Regions from separate parts of the Mus musculus genome. Here region 2 is linked to region 1. Evidence: chromatin contacts called from ENCODE Hi-C or POLR2A ChIA-PET data. All regions are on one chromosome and are shown on one strand. Each heading gives the region's core, a stretch centred on a gene start or an enhancer-like site at or near the end of the contact. The rest is flanking DNA. Distances are from core to core; before and after follow the strand shown. Region 1 holds the start of Tsc1 (TSC complex subunit 1). Region 2 holds the start of Spaca9 (sperm acrosome associated 9).

Region 1 (4,705 bases), core at 1,013-3,512:
CCATGCACGAAAACCTCAAGGACAGAGTACACAGGTGTGCCTACTGTGGGGACAGATATTAGGCACACAGAGGGTCAGGTAAATTCATTTGGAATTCTTTGCTTCTGGCAATTCTGTTCTCCTGTAACCATTACATATTCAGGTTTGTGCTAGCTCTGCCCTGGTCAAACTGCTCAGTTTTCTCTCACAAGTCTGCACAGAAAGCACCATACCACAGCATCCACAGGACCAGGTAGCTCTGCTCGTAAGCCAATGAGGAAGCGTGGCGCTGAGACACAAGCCTGCAGACACCAGCTTATTGAAAACATGCAAGAAACTGCCAGCCTGCTTCCTTCTACCTAGGAATTTAGGGGCATACCAAGTGTTCATGACACCAAGAGATGCATGAAGCTAAGAAAGCTTACATCATCTGCCCTTCTAGCCCCATGATGTAAGGGTGTTTTTAGAGAAGATATTAACTTTAGTAAGAAGGTATTTTCTGTTCACATCCTCTATAAATACCCCTTACATTTACACCAGGTGGTTACAAAAGTCTGAACAGCCTCGTTTGCCTGATGTATGACTGTTAAAGGGGCATTTCCTTACAAAACTCTAAATCAGTTTTCCTATTTGCATATCCCAGGTTTATTCAGCGACGCTCAAGTTAAAAATCACAGGTGGGTTGCTCAGTAAATCAAAGGCTCCCAGAAGATTAGGCTCTGTGAAGCTTCCTAGAATTTACCACTGCGCTTCCCCAGCCTGTTTGAATGCAGATGACTCCAACTTGATCCTAAAGTTATAAATCAAAATATCTCAGAAGAGCATTAGTCTATTTTAGTACTTTTACAGCTTACAATACGTAAAGTGAAGTGCTAATTCCATATTCGTTTTCTTAAGTAAGGATTTCAGCCTTTTTTTTTTCAGTGAATACCACCGGTTTTATGGAAAAATACAAAATACTTTGTAACCAAATTTGGATTACCAAATACACCGTGCTGTAAGAAACAAAAGCTTAAGACATACAAACCAAATGCACCCTGTTCAAAATCTCTCACCACACACACACACACACACACACACACACACACACATATCCCTACCTTGGCCAAATGATTAACTACACTCACTTAATAATAGGCCACCTTTAATCAAATAACAGACAAATGGAACCAGTCGGACTTCAATTCCAGTGCTGTCTCAGAATAGGGGGGTGTGACCTTGGGCAAATTATTCCACTCTCTCCAGGCCTCAGTTTCTTCATTTAGAAAGGCTGCAGACTGCTTCTCCTTTGTCCAGAACCAAAGACAGGATGGCTACCAAGCACTTTCAATAGTGCTCGGTCACACAGGCACCCCCTATTCCCCCTCTCCAAAAAACAAAAAACAAAAAAAAAACAAAAAAAAAAACAAAAAAAAACGATAGTTGCGATTACTGGCCGACCACACTCCACGCCATCCCCACGTCTCTCTCATTCCAAATCCAACACGCGAGAAGCCAAACTCTTCTAACCCACAACACAAAGAAAGTGCTTGGGTTCTAAAAAAGGTGTCTGGGACCGCAGGCAGTGGGTCCTCCAGGTCCTCAAATGAATGAATGAGCGTTCAGCAGTGGCTGGGCAGGTAGCTGTCGCTAACGAGCACCTCTGCCGACTTGGAGGTAACTGTCTTCCAGCATCAATTAAACACCCACAAGTACACCCAGAGCCAAGCACTCGGCCGTGCACACTCTCCCCGAGACGGCGGGCGCCGGGCAGCCTCCAGTGCCCACAGGCGGCCTTCATTCATTCTCCACCCCCAGCCCCGGCGGCTGCAGTAGAGGCTCGAGCCGCGACCCCACCCCCGGGTCCCCGTGCCGGGCCCGGGGTCTCTGACCTGCGCGGCGCACCCCCGCGGGAGCCTGTCACCGCAGCAAGCGAGGGGGGCGGGTTAGCGGGGCCACCTCGGGCCCGGAGCTGCAGCCAGCCATGCCATCGGACGGAGCAGGCCCGCCTCAGCTCCCCGGGGCCCCAGCAGCCCAAGCCGAGCCCTGCCGGAGCCAGCGCGCGATGAGGGCGAGGAAGAAGCTCCCCGAACCCCCTTCCCCGGACCCCCGACTCGGCTAACGCGCTCCGCAGCGCCCCACAGCGTGAGGTCACGCTGCCAGAGCTGCCCCGAAAAGCCCACAAGGAAAAGAAGGGGAAACACCCCCCGTACTCACCCACCGTCTCCTCCCCCTCAGCTGTTTACCTCACAGTCCCTCCAGCCTACAGGGCGCCGCCATCTTGGACGCGCAGCACCTCCCCCTGGCGTGAAGCGTCTCGAGCGGCGGGGGCCTCCGCTATGAAAAAGAGTCCCTATTCGGGTCTCTACTACGCTCCGAGCCTAATGCCAGATGGCCAGAGTCTCAGCCTCTCCAGACAGGACAGGATATACCACTTATGACGATACAAGCTGGCCGAGATAAATAAAACCGAAAGAGATTTTAATGTGGAGGCGGGGACGGCGGAAGGATCGTGAAGGTGGGAGCCCACTGAGAGATCTTGTGACTCTGAAGGAGGCCGAAAGAAGTCCCGGCGCAGAGGGCGGAGCCACGAGACCGGCCGAGGGGTGGGGTGGGGAGGGGCGGCCACGTGATGGTGACAGGAGGCGCGCGCTCGGAACAAGCACAGTCAAAAACAAGCTGGCAGGGCTAGGCTCAGTGGAGAGCGCTGGCCCTTTCGAGCCAGGTCCCTCTGTCTTTGGCACACCTGCCACCTTTGGGGTCTCCCTGTAGGCGTTCCTATTTCCAAATGAGCCTCTGGGATCCCCTTGGATGGACAGCCTGTCAATTGCAGCAAAAAGGATGGGGCTTTCCCCCACCACCACTTTTTCCTTTGCAGAAGAGTCTGTGGAGTGACATGTAGAGGCCAGCCTTAGTCAGAGGATGCAGTTTATGTTGTAAAGTCAGAATACCTTGATTTACTTGCATGCCATGACAAGGTGTCAAGTCTTTTCAAACCTTGCCGGCTGTGGTGCAAAGCTTTTTAGAGGGATATCAGAATGTATATAGTTTTCATTTGCTGTTATTTTCCTTATTTGTATTATTTTTTTAATTAATTATGTATTTATTAAGGTTTTCCAAGACAAAGTTTCTCTTTATGCTTTGCCCATCCTGGAACTTGCTCTGTAGCCCAGGCTGGCCTGGAAGTCAAGAGAGTCTTCTGCCTCTGCCTAGCTTTAAAGGTGCTAGCTTTAAAGGTGTTCACCGCCGCAGCTGCCCCAGCAGCCGCCGCCACAACCACCACCACCACCTGGCATTGTGTATTTTTTGTTTTGGTTTGTTGTTGCTGTATTTTGTTGTTTTTTGGTTTGGGTTGGAGTTTGGGGTTTTATTATACTTAAACTTATATAATAAGACCCAGTGAAAGATGATAAGCGGAAGCTAGAGAAATGGCCTTGCCGTTAAGAGCATTTGTTGCTCTTACAGAGGACCAGGGTTAGGTTCCCAGAACCCAAATGGCAGCAGCTCCCAACTACCTATAACTCCAGTTCGAGGAGATGGCGCCCTCGCCTGGCCTTCTTGGGAACTAGGACTTCTCTCCTAAGCATACATCCAGGAGGCTCTCCTTGTCCTTAAGATAATTGAGTTTGTGTACACTCACCCCCAAATTGTAGTCTTTCAAGTCGTGTGCATTGCACGTTGGATAAGCCAGGGAAATTATTAACAAATAAGTATTTTGTGTGTATTTAGTGGTTGCTTTGTATTGAGAGAAAAGCTTTGAGGTGTGATTAAATCGTAAACTCTGATTCTATTTGGGAAAAACAGGAAAAAAGGTGCACTTAATCTCTAGCTAAAACAGCGTAATTTTTCAACTTTTACCCTAAAATTATAATTTCAAGATGTTTAGACATACTGTATCTTGTGTTTGTGTACCCTCTCCCCAATATTATGGTTTATTCTTTAATGCCTTTTAATTTGGATATAATAGCTTGTACTTTAGATTTTGGTTGCTATCTTGCCAAAATAAGTGTTACTGTTTTTCAAGCTTGGCCCCCTTCCCCAATTGTCTTATTTAAAGAGAAAGTTAAACTCATTAAAAAAAATAATAATAATAATAATAATTGAGAGGAGGCAGAGGCGGGGCAGGCACCTTAATATAAATAAAACTCAAAGTACTTTAAAGTACCACAAGACTCAGTAGCACTGTGGAAATTCTATTTACTTCTGCGACAGGGTCTGAGTCTCTGCAGCCCAGGCTAGTTTTGAACTAGAGAATCTCTTGGCTCAGCCCTTCCCACTGCTTGGATTACAGAAGTGCGCTACTGTCCTAGTTTGCTTTCTGTTACTGTGATGAAGACCATGACCAAAAACAACGTAGGGAGGGAAACGTTTATTTCTTCTCACGGCTTGTAGTCCATCATGAAGAGAAGTCCTGGCAGGAACTCCAGACAGGGCCGTGGAGAAACAACGCTTCCTGGCTTGCTCCTTCATACAAAGCAGGACCACCTTCCCATACAAGACCCCACCCACAGTGGGCGGAGCCCTCAACCTCTGTTACAGGCCGATCTGATGGAGGCATTTTCTCAGCTGAGATGACCTCTTCCCAGATGATCCCAATTTAAGCTGAGTTGACCAAATAAACAACCTAGCCAGAACAGTTGCCTTCTCTCGGGTTGGATTTTACATAAAGGCTGATTTTTGTGAAATAGAAGTAGGAGAGGAGGCTGCAAAGAGAGTAAGATCCCAGACACGGGTGTTGAGGTTTATA
Region 2 (4,613 bases), core at 2,008-4,507, 58 kb before region 1:
GTCAAAGTACCTCTCCTCCCTGTTCTGTTCTGATCCCCATTCAGGCACAGGCAGGACAGAAGGCTCTGGGCCACAGTCAGGATGGTGTGGTGTAGAGGGGGCGGCAGCTACTCCACACTGGAGCGAGTGCTCACCATTATCATTGTTCCTGCGCAGGTGAGTGATCATGAAGCTGATGGGGTCCTCCGGCTGGTGGATCAGGAGCTGCTCCAACATGTTCTGTGGGCACAAACAGATATCAAGAGGTTAACACCTGCAGGGACCCTGGTTGCCATGGGGACCACCTGTTGGAACATCTGCTGGTGTCACTGGCAGCAGAAGCCTGAGGAAGCCCAAGCAGTCAGGTCCCCACCTCATCTCCCTTTGTGTTTCCCGCACAGTCTTCCCGAGGTCCTGCACAGCTGTCCTGTTGCAGCGCCTCAGTGAATGCTGGTCTTCTGCCTAGAACGCCTCTTGCTCCTTGACCTGGCTTCTTGATCATCAGCTCTCAGTGCACCAGATAAACCCCTGCTGCTCTCTGCTCCTGCACAGGCCTGCATGTGTACCTCTGTTCCCTGCCTCTCCTATTCCTGCTCGACACTCCATGGGTTTTGCGGTCCTCCCTGTCTACACAATTACAGTAGGTACCCAGTGCAGATGCTAGCCACGAAACGAAGCCCTCACTAGTGGCTGAGTCTCTCCAAAGTGGGACAGAATACTTATCAGCCAAGCAGTTAAATAGTCCTGGATGTTGGCCATTTAACCAACTGAGCAAACACGTCAGAGGAAGCAGTTTTCAGAGTGGCACACCAGGGAACTGGAGAGCTGACAGCAGCTGGGCTGCAGGAGAGGTAGGAAGGGCCAATGAGGACAATGAGGTGCAGAGTAGTCAAGAGCACCAATGGGGAGTCCTGTTTAGACTCTAGATCTCATCCGAAAGTCCCTCCTCTTCTTGGGGCCTCAGCCCTCCTTCCCCAGCCCCCTACCATTCGTTCAGTGGCACAGCTGGGCTGGCTCTGTGCTTAGAGATGTTGTGTTCACTTCTTGACTAAGAGGTTACACAGGTAACACATCTGCATGCTTCGGGCTGATAAGGCCATGAGTCCTTCTCAGGACAAGACAAAAAGAAGCCAAGTCTGAGGACAGTCTGTTATCACGGATGAACAGCAGTGGATCTGTGAATCCCATGAGAGCCACAGACATCTGATAAAACGTCACAGAGCTGTACACACCACCACAGAAACCCAAGAGCAGGTGAAAGGGGGTGAGATCCAGGAGAAGCCTGCAGTGGAGGCTCAAGCACTGCACCCACTTCTGCTTCACGGCTTTGAGAAGACCAAGGTTACACGGCCTAAGCTAGACAAGAGGTGAACGCCATTTTTATAACTTCCCAAGTCTAAGATTATTTGAAAATAAATGATAATAAGATAAAGTATTCTGGTTATCGCCCCACCAATCCAACAAGAAAGCAGGCCAGGATCATATATCACCCCTCTCGTGCCCCCAGATTTGCTGTTTTATTTGTGGCTGGCCACTCCTTGGTCTCCCCTCCATTAACACTTTCCAAAGGAGCTTGCTCAGTAGACTCAGGCTCCTTGGCCTGGGCTCATGTGCCAGCACGGTGTCCCCCTCCTTCTCTCTCTCTCTCTGTCTGTGTGTGTGTGTGTGTGTGTGTGTGTGCGCACGTGTGCGCGTGTGCATGCTAGGCTTGCAGTATAGGGTACTAGAAACTGAGCTCTAGTTTGCCTGCGGCCCCCAGAATCACTGACTGTTAGACAGCTCATCGGTCCAGCCCCTAAAAGTCACTTTCACCTCTGGAGAGCACAAGTCAAAAACTGGAGCACACATAGATGGGGATATGGTTTGGCTGAAGGCCACAGTTGCCTGGGAACCAGGACAAGCTGGGAGCTAGTATAAGGGATGAGGGACGAGGGCTTTCAAAAGGCCAATTCTGAGGATAGAGGCTATGTAGAAAATATGCTGCCCCAGAGGAGACCACCTGGATAGGGATGCCATCTAAAACTTATACGGTCCCCTACTTGTCCTAACAGGGTCAAAGACACCCTCATGAGACAAAACACATGTGTCTTTTGCCTGACGGCTGAGACAATCGGTTTGGTCCTGGGAACTGGAATTTCCCAGGAACCTCATGCCAGGAGAAGGAAAAGGCTGGCACCAGCCAGAGGGGCGGGTCTCCTGGGAAGTTTTCCTCCAACTTGTCAGACCACCTTGCAGGAGGGAGTGGAACGGAGACAGATATGGGTCAGTGAGGTGCGGGATCACACTAGACTTGTGTGGACCCCAAAACTAGCCCCGGGAAGCAGGTCACTGAACTTCTTGAACGTGTTCCTCCTTCCATTGTGGTCACAGGAAATAAGCCTTTCTCTGACTTTTTCTTTTTTTCTGTTGCTTATCTCTTTAACTGGTCTTGGAGTGAGGTGGGTGAGCCTAGCTTGTTAGGGCTTCCAAGGCCCAGCTTAGGTAAGACTCAGGGCTCAGGAACCGGCTGAGGTTTCCCATACAATGCCAGAAGAGGCCCTGGAGACTACTGCGCCATTTCACAGGTGGGGAAACTGAGGAAAGGGATTTCCCCCCAGACCATGCTGCCGGCCCGGCCCGGTAGCCGTATTCCCTATCCTCGGGCGCCTGATCACCTGCATCATCTCGAAAATGTAGTAGTCTTCCCCGTACTGAGGCATTTCCGGGGGAATGCGATGAGGGGCTGTGGTTGCATCCATGTTTCCGACAGCGCTCCGCTCCTTAGTAACGGCGTTGCTGGGACGCCAAGCTATGCGTCATCGGTGAGCGCCTCAGCTGGGGCGAGTCCTGGTCCCGGATTCCATCCACCGAGGTCCTGATCTGCAGTCGGCTCTCCCTCCCCAGGGCCACAAAGCAAACCCCAGAACGCCTGTGGAGCTACAGAGCAATGGGGGATCGGATGACAGAATAAATCCTGCTTCTGGTGTAGCCAACTGTGCGGATCTGGGCGCTGGAAGCTGACCCTGCTCCCTGGATCTCAGTTTCCCCATCTTTAAATGAAAGACGCTGGGGCAGACGTGGGACCGGTTTCTACAGGAGGAAAAGTCATATGCGCCCAGATCATATGGGGGTGGGGGTGGGGGGAAACTGGGCGGGTCTCCTGGTTTGGGCGGCCGGCCGAGTCATGTGACCGGGTTGCCATAGCACCTGTGGTCACAATCGGCCAAGCCTGCCTGGCCTCTATGGCCTCGACCCCGCCCACGCCCATTTCCTGAGGGGCCTTCCCGCCCTCGGGGCCGCACACCCACGGAGGCACTGCAAGCTTCTGGGCACTCTGTGAGGCGAAGGCCAGTCCAAGTCAAACCAGGGTAAAGGGGGATGGAGCGCCGGCGACGAGCTGGGTCGAAAACACTATGGGAGTGGGGGAGAAAGAGGTGGAGGTGTCCTGGCCTAGGGGGAGGAAAGCTGCGTGTAGCTGTGGAAGAGGCAAGGGTGGCATCGTGGAGGAAGGACTCTGTGTAGTAACCCAGAGGGAGGTACACACAGCCTACGATGATAGCCACAAGTCCAACTCTAGATGTTGTAAATTTGACAGATTTACAGTGAGCCTAAGTTTCTACCCTGAGCAGTGGGGAACACTCAGGCATTCCTCCCACAACTACCCTGAAGTCCCCGACAGTGACTGGCCTATAGGGAGTGGACAGTGTGGGTACATAGTGATATCTCACTTAATCTTTAGACTAATCTTAATCTCACCTCACTTTGGACAACAATCGTTCCTGTCTCACAAGTTTTATCTTTATGTATTAATGTGTATAAGGGTGGGACAGAGGAAGAGCAGAGGCTGGGAAAGGGACTTTGGAACCCTGGAGCCAGAGTTGCAAGCAGTGAGCCAATAGATCTAGGTGCTGAGAACTAAACCCAGGCCCTCTGGAAGAGCAGCAAGTGCTGGGGACCGAGTCACTCCTGCTCCTGTAGCTCACCTGTTTGCATGGGTCAAGCTGGAGGAGCTCTCAGGGGCTCCGGGGGCCACAGCACCAGGCAGTGTCAAGTCAGATGAAAACCTTCTGCTCCGAAGACAGACAAGACACTGCAGAATAAGACAGGCCAGAGGAGTTAGCTGGTGGCTTTGGGCAAGTCATTTCCTCTTTCTGGATTTCTTCCCTCGACAGCTGCTGGGCACAGAGAGGAAGTTTCAATAGCTTGAAGAGTTTCTATCCAATCCCCCACCTTTTACAGAAACAGAGGCTAAGGCCTAGCAAAGGGGAAAAGTCTTGCCCAGGGGCTGAGAATGAAATCAGAGGGAGCCTCAAGGCTGAGAGCTAGCGTTCTGACCTGGGATAATGACACCTGCCCATGTAAAGCCACAGCGCAGCCCTCTGTCCCCGAGACCTGCTTCCTCAAAGGCCTCAGGCCTCGGTAGACTTGTCAGCTGGGGAAGCAAAGATGAGGCCTCCCCAACAAAGAAAGCAGCAGCCACACTGCAGCTTGCACTGGGGGGGGGGGGGTTCAGTGTGCTTCCTGGACATTTTTGAAGTGGCTTTCGTCTCCGCTCATTTATTTTAAGCCCTAGGCGCTTTTCATACTGCGATCTAATCTTCTTTAGCAGCCTGGAAAAATACAAATCAATTAAAGCCTCAAACCTATGGGGTAAT

Evidence for each region. Hi-C counts contacts between places; a loop is a spot of excess contacts on that map. ChIA-PET counts read pairs that join two places held with the same protein, here RNA polymerase II (POLR2A).
Region 2: POLR2A ChIA-PET joins it to region 1 with 20 read pairs in embryonic stem cell. The contact joins the promoter of Spaca9 here to the promoter of Tsc1 in region 1. A Hi-C loop is called at or near these places in 1 of 37 maps with a recorded cell type or tissue (T-helper 17 cell). POLR2A ChIA-PET finds 5 or more read pairs at or near these places in 3 of 5 experiments (Patski and embryonic stem cell).

Annotation. Positions count from the first base shown.
Region 1 is chr2:28,638,790-28,643,494 of GRCm38, reverse strand. Tsc1 (TSC complex subunit 1) reads right to left here and starts at 2,262. Exons shown (of 23, transcript NM_022887.4): 1 at 2,205-2,262.
Region 2 is chr2:28,698,295-28,702,907 of GRCm38, reverse strand. Spaca9 (sperm acrosome associated 9) reads left to right here and starts at 3,257. Exons shown (of 5, transcript NM_027283.1): 1 at 3,257-3,326. Ak8 (adenylate kinase 8) reads right to left here and starts at 2,747. Exons shown (of 13, transcript NM_001033874.2): 1 at 2,634-2,747; 2 at 135-219. The coding sequence starts at 2,717.